Regions from separate parts of the Mus musculus genome. Here region 1 is linked to region 2. Evidence: chromatin loops called from intact Hi-C (ENCODE). Cell type or tissue: left cerebral cortex. All regions are shown on one strand.

Evidence for each region. A loop is a pair of places that touch in the nucleus more often than their neighbours do. Peaks named below come from ENCODE experiments on the same cell type or tissue, not always from the same donor. Only the 100,000 strongest peaks of a DNase experiment are listed, where the experiment ranks them.
Region 1: it touches region 2 in a loop (6-fold over the local background); 16 of 42 quality-filtered maps call a loop at or near these places.

Annotation. Positions count from the first base shown.
Region 1 is chr8:90,904,224-90,912,223 of GRCm38, reverse strand. All of the region lies in intron 2 of Chd9 (chromodomain helicase DNA binding protein 9), which reads right to left. Among named protein-coding and RNA genes, the nearest start is that of Chd9, 79 kb to the right of the region's middle. In left cerebral cortex, CTCF peaks have their summits at 2,893 and 4,027; DNase peaks (open chromatin) are centred at 2,843 and 3,866; H3K4me3 peaks cover 2,276 bases; H3K27ac peaks cover 2,199 bases.
Region 2 is chr8:90,824,567-90,832,566 of GRCm38, reverse strand. Chd9 (chromodomain helicase DNA binding protein 9) reads right to left here and starts at 3,732. Exons shown (of 40, transcript NM_177224.2): 1 at 3,653-3,732. In left cerebral cortex, CTCF peaks have their summits at 3,766 (motif pointing left), 4,574 and 4,776 (motif pointing left); DNase peaks (open chromatin) are centred at 2,936, 3,747 and 4,113; H3K4me3 peaks cover 2,153 bases; H3K27ac peaks cover 2,116 bases.

The DNA.
Region 1 (8,000 bases), 80 kb before region 2:
CGAATGTCTTTAATTCCAGGTCTTGGGAGGCAGAGGTAGGCAGATCTCTGTGAATTTGAGGCAGCCTGGTCTACTTAGAGAGTTCTAGGACAGATAGATAGGTAGACAGACAGGTAGACAGACAGACAGATAGTAAGATCCTGTTTGGGTGAGCATTGAAGTTGAGATAAAAGTCACCCAAGACACTTCTAAGGTGAAAATTCTGTTATTTCATTCATCATAATGTTTTTCTATAGTTTTTATCAAAGGTAATACTTTTTGTTGTTGTTGGTTGCTTGTTTGTTTTTCGAGACAGGGTTTCTCTGTAGCCCTGGCTGTCCTGGAACTCACTTTGTAGACCAAGCTGGCTTTGAACTCAGAAATCCGCCTGCCTCTGCCTCCCAAGTGCTGGGACTAAAGGCGTGCACCACCGCGTCCAGCTAAAGGTAATACTTTCTTACCTTGATGCATACCTACTGACGCAAGAGTTTTCTTTCAAAAAAAAAAAATTGTGTGTGTGAGAAAACCAACTATACTATCTGTTTTTAAACCTTTGCCTTTTCTTAACACAAAATGCTTTCTCTGCTTGTGTGTTTGTGTGTATGTATGTGTGTGTTTTCAGATGATAGATGTCATGAGATACACAGAATCCTAAACTTCTAAAGCTAGGGGAAACGGCTTTTTCTTTGTTCTTGATTTAGGATCTCATCATGTATCCCTGGCTGACCTAGAACTCCTATGTAGAACAAGCTGGCCTCAAACTCAGAGATCCACCTGTCTCTACCACCTGAGTTCTGAGAGTTAATCGTTTATGCTACTACTTGTGGCATCCAAGAAACTAGAGATGACAGGAGTCAAGACACCTAACTATAGTCACACAGCTAGTTAAGACAGAATAAACTCATTCTCCCCAACAAGTCCTCCAAGAAAAGGACTTTACTGGCACCCCAGCTCCCTGGTATTTTCTAATAGCCTTTAAAACACCATCTTCTACTCAATCACAGGATGGTATGTGGGAGAGCTGGGGGTGGGGGTGGGGCGACATGTCTTTTTACTACACTATCCACTTTCCCTAGATATTTATTATTCCAGTATGATAAAGTTACTATTAACTACTTCTGAATTCGTTCCCTATTGCATTTCATGTCCCTGTTACATAGTCTGTAGTTCAAAGGAAACTAAAAGGACACATGACAATACTTTGGAAATTAATGGAAATTTTGGGGTTGTTTGGTTTTGAGTCAAGGTCTTGCTATGTAGTCCTAGTTAGGCTGGAACCCACTTCATCTACAGAGACCCTGCTGCCTCTGCCTTCCAGTGCTAAGATTACAGGCCCATGCCACCACTTACAAACCAGTGAATTACTAAAGTCAGTGAGAAAAATTAAAGTTCTGTTCACTGTAGCTAGTGTGAATTCCTTTTTATTTATTTTTTATTTTTTTGGTTTTTTCGAGTAGTCCTGGCTATCCTGGAACTCACTTTGTAGTCCAGGCTGGCCTCAAACTCAGAAATCTGCCTGCCTCTGGCTCCCAAGTGCTGGGACTAAAGGCGTGCGCCACCACTGCCCGGCTAGTGTGAATTCTTAAAGCCACATTAGAAACAGAAGTCTTTTGGAACATAAAACATAGGTTAAGATGCTCAGAGGAATAGGTTAATATCATGAAACGTTTATCCAACATCCAGCCTAAGGCTCTATGCTACCTGTTGTTAGCAAAAGGGGTTATCTAAATTCAAGTGTTGTAAATTCAAGAGAAACACTGTGGGCATCCTTTAGCTGAAAACATTGTCCGATTCTCCAAATGGGAAATCCTCTAAAGTTTGTATTCTGTGTATGCACGTGTTTGCAGACTTCCTGGTTCTCTCAAAAACGATTGTACAGTTATATTTAGGTAGAGTAACATTACATAAAACAATCCCTATTTTCTGTTCAAATCATAAGCCAAAGGACTAGAGAACTGAAGTCATAAAAAGTGGCATCAAAACTGGAAAACTAACTCCCAATAGTAATTCTAGTGGCTCAGGGGTTAGGAGTACTTTTTGTTGCTCTAGAGGAGCCAGGTTCCTAGCACCCACATGGCAGCTTACAACTGTCTGTAATTCCAGTTCCAGGGCATGCTGTGCTCCAGTGACCCCACTGCTCTTGCGGGACGCCCTGTCACAAGTAACCAAAGTGAGACAGCAGACAGGGGGCAAGGCTGCACGAGCATATCTATCTATCTATCTATCTATCTATCTATCTATCTATCTATCTATCTATTTATCTATCTATCTATCTGTGTCTGTGCGGGCAAAATACCCATATGCATAAAATAAAACTTTAAAAATATTTAAAATATTTATTTGTGTGTGTGTGTGTGTGTGTGTGTGTGTGTGTGTACACTTGCATGTGCAGGTGTCCACAAATCAACATCGATCTGGAGTTACACATGTCTGTGAACTGCCTGATTTGGGTGCTGGGATCTGAACTCTGGTACAAACACAGCAGTAAGTGCTCTTAACCTCTGAGCCATCTCTCCAACCCAGTGTGATGGTGGTTTTTATTAATAAACTTTATTGCATAGGGCAAGATCAGGTAAATGGATAAAAGTCACCTTAGGGTCAGGAGCAAGCTCCCCAGAAAAGTAACCGTGCAGCACTGTTAATACCTCGACTGTGTCACAACTTTAATTCGCATCTACTTTGTCCTGAAAAGTTTTTGCTTTCCCTTTTTACCAGGCAAACCAAAACCAAAAAAGGAACAAGCAAATCACTCTATGAGCTGGCAGCTGTGACAGGCCAGGAAGACACACAGGCTTTCCGGGTCCGTGCTTGGCTTCGGGATGGATGTCCGCGAGGAGAGCCTTGGAACCACCCAACACGTCCCACACCCTGACAGACTCCGAGAAAGCAGCAGCACTGGCAGGCGGGGACCCGCTGCAGACGCGGAGAGGCCCTCAAGGTGGCCTCCCGGGCGTGGGGGAAGGCGGTAAAGGGGACCCAGAGGCAAAGCTCAGGGTAGTGCTGAGGGCGTGCTGTGCTCCCGGGACCCCACTGTTCGCGCGGGACGCCCTGTCACGAGTAACCGAGGCGAGACACCGGGCGGGGGACAAGGCTGCCAGACGAGGGAAGCCCGCGCCTAGGCGGGGATCGACCCTGGGGGAGGCCAGGAGCAGCGCCCGACCCACCGGGGTTCACCTCCGGCCCAAGCAACAGGCGCAGCGGCGGGTCCCGACCCGGGGTACCGGACTAGGGGCGAGGGCACCGCTGCAGCCATGACAGGCGGGCGGGCGGGCCCCGGTGTGCCCGGCTGCACGTGCGGGCAGCGCCCCCCTCCCCGGCCCCTAGCCCCAATCATCCGCCCCTTAAGAGCGGGGAGCCCGGTCCCCGGGTGGGTGGGGGGAGGCGCATGTACTCACCGCCACCGCTAAGACTCCCCGCCGCCCCCCGCCTCGCCCTCTTACACTGACACGCGCGGCCGGCCGGGCGGGGGCGGCCTCCAGCGACCACCGGGCTACCAGACCCTCCCCCGCCAGTCTCCACCAGTTGAGCAATGTTTGCTGTCCCGCTGCGCCCCGGGTGTCCTCCCCACGCCGGAGGAGGCGGGCGGCAGCGCCGAGCGGCGGCACTTACCGGCTGCTCGGCCAGGCCCCCCTGTCAGCGCCCGGCCGGGAGCGAAGGAGGGAGGCGAGCAGGGGCGCCGCCCCCGCCCCCCCCCCGCGCGCCACGCACCCGCCTGATTGGCCCGGTTCACTCCCCCAGCGCGACCCCACCAGCCCCTGCGAGCGGCACTCCCGCAGCAACCGGCGCCTCATTTGCATATCTGTGACCGCGCCGCTGATTGGCCCGGGCGCACAGGGGCGGCCGTGACCGGTGCAGCTCGGGTCGTCGCTCGGTCCGGCTAGGGCTGCCCAAGAAAGGAGGATACCCACGCGGCTCCGCGCCCCTCCGCCTGGCCCGACCTCCGACGGAGGGCAGCAGGAGGCGGGGTTGCTACCCTGCTCCGGGGCGGTCCGCGCGGTTCCACGCGCAGCCCAGGGCGGCCTCGGGGCGGGGAAGGGCTGGGGCCGGGCGCCCTCTGGCCGGAGCGTGGGGCAGTGCAGAACCCGCTCCCCCGCCGCCACGTCAGGCCCCGCCACGTCAGGCCCCGCGGGCACGCCCCGGCTGCCCGAGGCCTTGCGGGGTCGGCGCCGAGGTCACTCCCGTGGGCTCTGGAAGCCCTTCTGAGCGGCGTGGCTCTGACCCACCACGTCCTCCGTGCTCTCCACGTCCCCGGGTACACGCGGTGTACTGTGAAAACCGGGAGCCCGGCGAAGGCCGCCGCCGATGATGCAGCGATTAAAGAAAGCTAGGTGCGGAGCACCTGCTGCGGAAAAGGCGCCCGGACCGAGTCCTGATCTACGCGACAGCGTGCCTCGAGTGGGAAGACTGCCCCAGGTTCAGGGCTCACGTACCGGATCGCCATTAGAAAGGGGAAGGGAAACGAAAGAGGGACTGCATAAATAAATGACAGGTGTGCTAAGCTGGTTCAGGAATTGAGAATGCACTTGAAAACCACTGTCTTCAGAAGGCGCTGGGACACAGGAGTTCCTTCTGTCACTAATTAACTGACTGACCTACATTGTCGCGAAGTATCCCAGGGCCTTGGTCTTCTCTTCTGTATAACGAAGAGGCTGGACAGATCTTCTAAAAGCGTTCCGGCTCTAAAATTCCATCAGCCTCTACTTTCAGACCCAGAAGTGACCTTATAACCTAATTAATTTTTTAAATCACTATTCAGGTTCAAGATAGACAAAATGCTGAAGGTTTGAACTTCGGTAAACCTACCTCTCTATGTTCGTTCAAAGCTGCTTAGTGTTTTCAAATCCAGTGTGGGTGAGACTTACCATGCATCCTTTAGTGGACCAAAATCTCCTGAATTTGAGGTTCCATATAGGAACACTGTCAACCTGGTTTGTACATAACCAGAATCGGTTGCGGTATACATGATGAACTGGTTAATTTTTTAATTAAAATGTTATATACATCTCTTTATGGGAGAGGGGGTATGTGATGGTCAGAGAACAACTTGCAGAATTCAGTTCTGTCTTTTCAACATGTGGATTCTGGTGGCCAAAGTAGGGCCTCAAGCACTCTTGCCAACTGAGTCAACACGGAAGCCAATATTTTAAAGGGTCTTCCCCATGCTAACCAGGCACTACCGAGAGCTACATCTTCTACCTAAGCAATCTCATTCTTTAAATGAGAGAACTCATGACCTCCAGAATAGATGGTTCTCCTAGCTGAGATACTGATGGAGCTGGGAGAAAAAGGTGCCAGAAAGGTTACAATTACAGCTGTGCTTACTCTAAAGGATACTTAGTAACGAGAACCTCACTGAAGGAGAATTAAGATGCGCAGTCACGCCCTTGGAACTCTCAACTCCCTACATTGCTTATTTGTATTGTGTTCTATTTTGCGAACTTAATTTGAGTCAAATTTAAGGCCAGTACCATTTATCTGGCATTGCAAAAGTTACTCCATATAGATGAAAATTTTCAGCTACTTGAAAAGGAAAACTTTCCTTCCCATGATCTGATGGAAAACTCATGGTCTCTTGAACACAGCTTTCTGGTAATTATGTATAGCTAGTAATTAAGAAACATCAATAATTATCAACATTACTGTGCTCACAATCTGTGAGTGCCCTCAAAAATGTGTAGAATTTATTCCCGTAATAAAAGCCCCCACGATCCCTATGGCTGTTTTTCTATGTCTCCATCACAGTAAGGCTGACACTTTGCAATGCTTTTTACCAAACAAGTTCCTTTTGGTGTTTTTTGGTTTTGCTTTTTTTTTTTTTTTTTAATTTACTTTTTTGGTGTTTTGATGATATGTGAACTTAAAGTTCAAATTTAAAAAAAACTCACTACACATATTTGTGTGCGTATACTTGTGTACATTAGCTTACATGTGTGTAGCAGTCACAGGACAGCCAGCTCAGGATGTCACTTCTTTCCTACCTGGGAAGCCACCTCATGTCAGAAATCATGTTTACCTGACTGAACCACCTACCTTGCTGGCCTTAAACTATCAAGGTTTCAGGATTTTATTAACTTTTGATGGGGTTCACCCTCTCCACAACTTTTTCAACAGGTTCTACTCATACCTAGTTTGGCTATTCAGTGACTGGTTTTCAATGTGGTGTTGGTCTGGATTTTGTTTGTTTGTTCTGGTTTAGTTTTTTGAAACAGGTTTTTGCTATGCTATGTATGCGAGGCTAGCCTTGAATTTGTAGTCTTTCTCACCTTTATCTCCCAAGTGCTGAGATCACAACTAGGGTCACCTATTTACTAAATCCTGGTGGTACTGTCAGTGATCTTTCTGGGATGAACTCCCCCCAAAATATAGCAGAGGATGATTGTGAAACAACATGGTCTCTTGATGTTAGCAATGAGCCATCTCACGAACAACATCAAAATCTAGTAAAAAACGTTCTTATCAGGCCATGAATGTCCAAAGCCAAGTAGTGGTCAAAAGGGATCCGGACAGGAACCCCTTCCCACTCAAAAGAAGGAACAGCTACATTCCTAAGCAGTGTCTCAAAGCAAAAAGGCCTCACAGCGATGGACACAGTGATCCAAATTGCCAGGAAGCCCATGCAGTGACACTGTGTGTGTGTGTGTGTGTGTGTGTGTGTGTGTGTGTGTGTGTGTGTGTGTGAGAGAGAGAGAGAGAGACATTAAAACTGCTCAATGAGGAAAGGATTCTTTTTTCCCATTTTATACACAAAGAAGGTTTGGAATTTGTCATGGTTACAGCGTCATTGACAGAAATATTTAAACACAGAACTATCTGGTCTCAACACCTACACTTCTAAACCATTACACTGCATCCAGCCTTCAGCTTGAGTTTCCTATTCTATGTTTATAAAATCCTTTATTTTGAAGGAGTGCGTAACTAGTTTGACACCTTAGAAGGTAGAATTTCCTACAGCGACATTTCAATTTAGGTCTCCAAAAGACAATCTCACCATGCAAATTGGTGAGCTTCTTCTGTAAGTTTGAAAAGCGATTATCCTCTAGATGTACCTCTTCCATATCAGACTTCCGGTTTCTCTGACTTGACCCTCCCCAAATGTAAATGACAAAGAAAAAACATATAACTGATTTCATTAGCAACTCCTTCCAGGACCCGTTCACTCTGGAGTAAACCGAAACACTCACACTGGAAACTTGAAAACGCAGGTTTAGAACTTCCTTTACTAAACCCTGAGAAGAGATGCCCATGTTTCCAGCGCCCCAGTGCTCGAGTACAGGGATGGGCCCCATTCTGCCATAGAAACGAAGATTGAGAGACACATAGATCTAAGACAGATCTTACATTGCTGGGAGAAATATATTGGGAAAGTTGCCTACAGAAGCAAGAAAGCTGGGTTCCCCCCCCCCCAAACACACACACAAATTTTTAGTTCTTTGAAACAGAGATGCTCTTGACCCAGGCTATACTCAAATTCACTCTATAACTAACGATGATTGAATTTCTGATTCCTAAGTACTGTTTCCTAAGCACAGGTGTGAGCCTCCATACCCAACCCCCAACAATGTTCTATAGGTTAAGAGAAAAGTGACTACATCTTGGCTAGAATATACCTGGCTTATCTAAAGATAATATCCCTGAAGTCAGAGCTGCTAAAGCCCCAGGCCCCAGTGTTGGGGGATGTTTTGGTGCACTATGTATTCAATTGCTAATGAGATCGGGTGGCAGTTGGGAGTTTGGTATTGTCATGATTATGAAGTATTTCCTGACTCCCTATTTTGTAAAACCTTGTTCTCCTGCCATCATCTTCTGGTTGGTCAGTAAGAGAAGATCATCAGATAGTGGGCAGGAGAGGAAAAGGGGGGAATTTCTGCCCCCCACCCCCAGCCAGGGGGAGGGTCTCAATTGGTAGCCAAGGAGTCTCCACACAGGAATAAAGAAGAAGGCCAGGGGCAGACCAAGATGGCAGGTACTGGGCCACATGGCTGGGAAGTAGGTCATGCCAGCATTGTCAGGTTAGAATAGGC
Region 2 (8,000 bases):
GTCCAGGTTTACCTAACTTCCTACGTAGTTAAGGCTGCCTTTGAACTTGTGACCTTGTTGCCTTTGCCTCCTAAGGCCAAGGATTAAACTCATAAATCCTAACTCCAGGCACCCCAGCTGTGTAAGTTTTGAATATTTATTCTATCTATCTATCTATCTATCTATCTATCTATCTATCTATCTATCTATCTATCTATCTATCTATCTATCTACCTATCCTCTATTTATTTTTTTATGTATGAGTACACTGTCACTGTCTTCAGACACACCAGAGGAGGGCATCTGATCCCATTACAGATGGTTATGAGCCACTGTATGGTTCTTGGAATTGAACTCAGGACCTCCTGAATTAACCACTGAGCCATCTCTCCAGCCCCCTATCTACCTACTTTTGAGGCAGAACCTCTATGTAGTCCTGGCTGTCCTGGAGCTCGCTATGTAAACCAGGCTGGTTTCAAACTCACAGAGATCTACCTGCCTCTGTCTCCAAAGTGCTAGGATTAAAGGCATATGCCATCACACTAGGTGAGCAACTCTTTTCATAGCATAGGACATTGATAACATCAACCTGTCAAAGATGGAAAAGATCCTGGCCAGCCTGCCAGGATTACTGTGCTAATTGGATGAAATAAGATCTGGCCACCAAACACAGTGCCACCTGACCCAAGCTCCCTCCAGCATATTACTATTTTAGTGTAGCTCCCTCTGACCACCACAGTCCCCGGCCCTTGGGTCAGCAGAAATCTCTAACCTTACCCCGATCTTGGCCACTTCCAGACCTTTACACATTTGTGCTTTGTATCTAGGACACCTTATCTCGCACTTTATCTATACCCAAGGTCAATGCACAGTCTTGTTTTATGTTTACCTGTTTAAAGATCTGTGTGTATATAGTGCTGAAGATGGAACCCAGAGCCTTGTACATGCTAGGTAAAGTCCACCACCAGTCTACTTTCATATTTAATATATGTTGTTTCTCCACCAACAGCACCACAACCTTTGTCTGAAGAAAGATTTTCCAACATGAATTCTACCACAAAACACATAACTGACTTCTGAGCTTAGGGACATCAGGCAGCATCAGGATCAGGGACCATTGTTATCAGCCAAGTCACCAAGAAAAAGTACAAACACATACACACACACACACACACACACACACACACACACACACACACACAAAATTGTGGTACCCATTAGACCATAGAACAGATACTCGTTTATGCAAATAGCCTCTACATTATGATGGCCCTCAATACCCACAAACCTACTGGAAGCAGAAAATATTGTAGGCTGGAGGTACACTGCTTGCACCCAACCTGTTGAACGTGCTAGCTTCAGCAACAGGGCACGTCGGAGCCTGTAGGTGTTTCCCCTTCTGATCACATGGCTGCCTGAGAGAGGCAGCTCATTGCTGCTGCCCTGCATAACAAGAAAGGGACCTCCTACAAACTGCGGGTCCAGGGAAAGACCAAGATTGACAGTAAAGTTCACCTTGCACAAAACGCATGTGACTTTCGTATCCCTAGTAAAGCCCGAAAGCCAGAAGGGAAGCCATTAGAATAGAAATAGAATAGAATAGGAAGCCATTATTAGAATAGAAGCCAGCCATTGTTTGCAGATGGACACCTGAAGAGAGATGACAAAACTTTTTCTTGTTTGACCTCAGCTCAGGACAGGAACATTGGTTGACAACTTTTTCTTTTCTTTGTTTGTTTTTGTTTTTTTCAAGACAGGGTTTCTCTGGGTAGCCCTGGCTGTTCTGGAACTCAAATTGTAGACCAGACTGGACTCGAACTTAGAGAACCATCTGCTTCTGCCTTCTGAGTGCTGGGATTAAAGGTGTGCACTAACACACTGAACTCAGGCGACAATATTTTTGATGTTCTGAAAGGTTCAAATATGACTGTCAAAGTACCAGGGGTATTGATTTGGGGAGACACAATCCAATTTAGCAAGTCTTTGAGTTTGTTAAATATAATGTAGATCTCGTGAACTCCTAGCTGTTTTCATTGTTGTGTATGAGTTCATAGAGGGCTGATTTACCCCTCTCTGTCTTGCCCACATTTTATGGTTTGTGTCAGGAAGCCTACCTGGCACACAGTACGTGCTGGATAACGATTATATTTCCATTGATGGATTGAAGAAGTTCAGTGGAAGGGTCATGCTCGTGACCATGGGTTCACCCCTGGACTAGGTATCTGCTTGGTGTGTGTGTGTGTGTGTGTGTGTGTGTGTGTATGTGTGGTGTGTGTGTGTGTGTGTGTGTGTGTGTGTGTGACAGAGAGAGAGAGAGAGAGAGAGAGAGAGAGAGAACCTAGGGTCTCATGTATACTTAGCAAGCACTCTAGCAACAAAGCCACATTCCTAGCTCCTAGTCTGCCTCTGATCATGTTGATAACTTCCAGCAAGCCCTTTGGTTCCTAAGTCCCAGCTTTTGGGACATCAAAGTGGGGTATCTTAGCTCCCAGATGGGTTACTTCTGTCTACAGTACCTGCTACTCTGTGGATTATGATAAGAGTTGTGATGGTGCACAGGATGAACTGTGCCTGGCACAGAACTACTATCTGTAAACACAGGCTTTCAGTCTTAATCGTTCCCATAGCAACTCTTGAGAGTTTTATACCTCTGTACCCATTCCATAGATGTGGAAACTGAAAGTGAGGGTGATTGAGTGAGTTTATTTAAAGACACAAATAAGGGAGGGCTGGCTCTGGAGAGTCCAGGCTCCTGCTGCTAACACTTGGCTGTTACATAAGATTCACGGGGCCATTTTTTACTAGTTACAAAGTCGTCGTCCACCCCCCCCCCCCGCCCCCGGGTGTGCTTGGCTCCATTGATCAGAAGGATGAGTGCAGCCTGGATCCACTCCTGCACTCATCTGGGATTAGAGTGGGGGAGAACCCCTCTCTCCTCCTATCCACTTGGGGAACCCTTTCATACTGTACATGATTTGATTGGCTCTCTTTTCTCTGGCACTTCTGAGTTCCACCCTTTGGGGTAGGGTGTTGGCTTGTCACACTGAGTTTGACAGCCCAAAGGCAGAGGCAATTGCTGGTTGAAAAGGCAAGAGGGAGGGGGAGGGAAGAGAAGCCTTCCGGGCTTGTAATAGGGTCTTCTCTAACTCTTTTGGTCAAAGAGCCCTTGAATCTGGCTGCAAGCTGGAATCCCCTGGGGGAAGTTTTTAATAAAAGCTCCCCACGTCCAACTCAAACCAATTACATCTGGGGCTCGGGGTGGGGGTGGAGGCATGGAACCCAGACAGCAGCATGCCTTACTATCCCTTAACCAACAATCAATGCATGCCCAAGTTTGAGAAGTGCTGCGATCCTGTTCTCCCCTCAGCTCAACTGGAGGCACCCTAGGACAGCAGTCCCACCTTTCTGTGTTGAAGACTTGCTGTGTGGGGGCTGGGCGTGCCTTCCGGAGGCCCAGGCTCGTGAAGGATGTCTGAGTGCGAGCCAGGGACCTGGGGTTCTGCTCAGCTTAGGCCCAGCTCTGGGACAGCGGGGCTCCAGGTCCTCTTGGGGCAACAGCACATGTGGCCGCTCTGTCCTCGTTGGTCATCAATGCAAACCACAAACGAGGTTGCGCGGCGGCCAACCCACCCCAGCCTCAGACATTCTAGGGACACGCCCGAGGAATCCTTACCTTAGCTGCCGGCGCTGTCCTCCAGTCCCCGGAACCCTAGGACTCTGGTTCCATCTGTCTCCCTCGCCGGCGCCAGACAGGCGCCACTAGAGCGCAGGCACCACCTAGTGGCCGTAAGATGGTAGCGCGGGCAGGGGCTGGGAGGTGCGAGCGCAGTGCAGGGCGGAAATGCAGCTGGGCCTTCCCACGCTGGTGGCTTCCAACACCGCGGAGCCCGGGGGGGGGGCGCAGATTTGGCCTGGGCTGCACCACCTTCACCCCTTGGGGAGCGTGGGGAACGGAATTTGTTGTACTTTTTCTTGGAGGCGTGGAGGAGCTGTCAGGTCTGGGCCTCTGACCTGGGATCCACCCTGGGATTTTCCTGGCAGGGCTCATGGATCTTTCCTTTCCACCGTCAGCTTTCAGTACGCCCTAGTCTGGCGTGGCTTCTCCTTTAAACACCCTGGGAGCATCCGAGGATGCCACGGACTGGGTTTATTTCAAGCCCAGGGATGCCTATCCCTATCAGCAGTCCTTCACGTCACCTCCCACCCTTTCCCTGGTTTTCTGATGCCTCCATTACCTTCTGCTGACCTGTCTGTAACAACCCTGTCTGTACCAGTACGGGGGTGGAGTCCCGGAGACACAATTAGAACCCTTGGGATTTGGCCACCCAGGTGGTGTTTCTTCCGGAGGCTCATTAGCATGTCTTTGGCGGGTCGCCTGGCATCCCTGACTCCTTAGCCTCACATTCCAGCAACAACCTCCTTCATCACTGTGACGCCAAAAACACCCCTTTGGGTTTCCAAATGTCTCCCTGGTTGGAGGGAGAACTGCTCCAGGCTGAGAACTAATTAGCTGATAATTAAGATCAGATGACGCTAAATGAAGTCCACTGTCCACGGAAGTCCTATTACCACGCATTGTAGAGCTGAGGGGATCTTCAGGCCGGTCCTTTCCAGCAGGTTTCAGTATTTTCTTCTAACTAAGACATAGTGGACAGTGTTACAAAAATAGTGGATTTAGGGCTGGTGAGATGGCTCAGCAGGTAAGAGCACCCGACTGCTCTTCCGAAGGTCCTGAGTTCAAATCCCAGCAACCACATGGTGGATCACAACCATCCCTAACGAGATCTGACTCCCTCTTCTGGTGTGTCTGAAGACAGCTAGTGTACTTACATATAATAAATAAATAAATCTTTTTTAAAAAAAGTATAATGAATCCCTTAAAAAAAATAGTGGATTTAGAAAAAACAAAAAATTGCCGGAGTGGTGATTGGTTGTACTCGGGAGTCAGAAGCAGCGTCTGGTTTACATAGTAAACTCCAGGCTAGCCTGGGAAATGTCTCAGCAGGTATAGGCACTTGCCACACACACAGTATGCAAGTATATAATTTTTAGTGGATTATTTTTAAATGCTGGATTATTTAATGCACTCATGCAACCTTTATTTCTTCTTCTTCTTCTTCTTCTTCTTCTTCTTCTTCTTCTTCTTCTTCTTCTTCTTCTTCTTCTTCTTCTTCTTCTTCTTCTTCTTCTTCTTCTTCTTCTTCTTCTTCTTCTTCTTCTTCTTCTTCTTCTTCTTCTTCTTTGTTATTTTGAGACAGGGTTTCTCTATGTAGCCCTGGCTGTCCTGGAACTCACTCTGCAGACCAGGCTGGCCTTAAACTCAGAAATCCACCTGCCTCTGCCTCCCAAGTGCTAGGATTAAAGGTGTGCTCCACTACTGCCTGGCCTGTTTCTTCTTTAAGTGAATATTAACTGAGTCTCTATACCTCAGACACTGAGCAGACAAGGGATCCACTCAAGAACACCACAAAAGCTCTCCCACACTTACAGCCTGCACACCACAGTGAGCGAGACAAAGCAGACACAATACCAGCGTGGAGTAGGGAGGTGGACAGGAAGGTCACACCCAGCTGAGGAACCACTGGGGTTGATAGCTACCTGGAGAGGTTAAGTCATGGTTGGACCCCAAGGTATAGCGACCATACCCTAGGTAGGCTCCACATGCAAGAATAGCAGGCAACAGAAACTGGGGAGGGATACAGGGGAGGGGAGGGGAGGAGAGAGGAGAGAGAGAAAGAGAGAGAGAGAGAGGAAAAGGGAGAGAGAGAGAGAGAGAGAGAGAGAGAGAGAGAATCAGCAAGAAGTTGAATGAGTAGGATCTGGGAGGACCTGAGTGATGAATATATTCAAAATAAATTCTTGAGAATTCATATATATACATATATATAGACATATATACACAATCTTTAAATATACACATGTGTAATATATATGGAGAGAGAGAGAGAGAGATCTTATTATGTAGCCCTTGGCTGACCTGAAATTTAATGCATAGACCAGGATGGCCTGGAGCTTGAGACTTGAGATTTAAAAAGTGCACCACTATACCCAGCTTTAGAGAATTTATATAAAACATTATTAAAAAAAAATCTCACTGGGCGTGGTGGCGCATGCCTTTAATCCCAGCACTCAGGAGGCAGAGGCAGGCGGATTTCTGAGTTCGAGGCCAGCCTGGTCTACAAAGTGAGTTCCAGGACAGCCAGGACTATACAGAGAAACCCAGTCTCAAAAAACAAAAACGAACAAACAAACAAACAAACAAAAAATCCAAAAACAAAACCTCTGCCTTTTTCCAGTTTATATTTAATGTAATAGTCAAACACTTTGTTGTTCTGAGAATGGACCCCAGGGCCTCAAGCTTGCTAGGCAAGGACTCTACCCCTGAGCTACATACCTGCCTCATGTTAACACAGTTTACATGTGTATACACACACACACACACACACACACACACACACACACACACACACTCATTCAGCATGACAAAATTCAGTTCTTCACTGCCATGTACAGTATTGTAAAATGATAACCGTTTAATGGATGGATCCCCAGAAGCAGAAGTGAGGAGCGGTAGATACACAAGGTGCTAAGTCATATGGAAAACTTCTTTTAATCCTGCCAGCTCTCCCTGTGTCATGTGGTGATGGTGTCAACAGTGGAACTCCCAGGCAGTTTTTGAAAAGTCTAAGCCATGCATCCTGTCACCCCACCCAGCAATCCGCTCAGTCACCCCGTGCGTGAGCGCCTCCTTCACCTGTGGACTCTGCCCTGGAGCAATCTGCTCAACACGAACATCAGAGGTGGGGAGGCAGGTGGAAGGAGAGTCCTGTGGGCAATCAATGCCTAGAAGGGCAAAAGGCAGGGTAGTAGGTGTGTCACAGAGAAGCGGGTCCCAGCTTGCTCATTGCGGGGCATAGCCATGGTGAAGGTCAGAGAAGGCTGGCAGCCCTAAGGACAAGCTGGCAGGTGAATTCCTGTTCTTTCACTTTCAAAAACCTGAGTCACTTCCACTGCCCCTGCCCCGTCCCCACAGCAGCTCTCTCCTCTCTGCTATGCCCTGGTGCATGTCTGGGCAAAGTCCTCACTCTGGGAGGGAGTCTGATGCCTGGCGTGACCTAATGAGGTTAGAGCACCCAGGACTTCCCCTGGAAGCTCACCTATGCTTTCCTATTCTACTAACCATGGTGTCTTGGAAACTGCAGCTATCAACAAAGGTGTTTCCTCTTAGGTTTCGGCCTCTTTGGGGGATGAAAATGTTGATAGGTAGAAACAATGTCAATAATAGTAAGAATAGTGCCGCTGCCGGCCTGTAAACCCAGCAGGAGGGAGGTAGATGCAAGAAGACAAGGAAGTAGCTTTGGCTACAAGAGACCTTATCACAAAACAAAAATCTCACAAACACCAAACAGGAACACTAACAACTTTTTAAAAGATTTATTTTTATTTATGTGTGTGTCACATATGAACAAAACTGGAGTCGTTCAGCAAGGTAGTTTCCTTTTGTGAAAAGGGTGGGCGCATCAGGACCCAAACCCAGATAGTAAGCCCAGTGAGGCATCCTATTGATGAAAATTCTCCAGTCTGATGGGACTGGCTAATCGGACAGAGGGAAGAGGAAGTTCAGAAACTATGGACACTTGTCAGTAGGGCCCCTACATTTCTCAATGTATGTCTGTGTGTCTCTGTGAGTGCATGCCACATTATGTGGGAGCTATCAGAAGCCAGAGGAGGGCTTTTGATCCCTTGGGGCTGGAGTTAGTTATTGGAGACTGTGGGACACCTGACGTGAGTGTTGGAAACAAAACTTGGGTCCTTTGGTCCACTTCCCAGCAAGTGCTCCTAACTGCTGAGCCATCTCTCAAGCTCCAATATCTTTATAATATATGGGACACCGAGGATTTTAGATTACTGACTTAATTTAACCCTCACAATAATCTTACACAGTAGACACTGCTGTTTTTCTCACATTAGCAGTGAAGAAACTAAGATTTGTAATGATGCAGTAACTATGTGACTCGGCT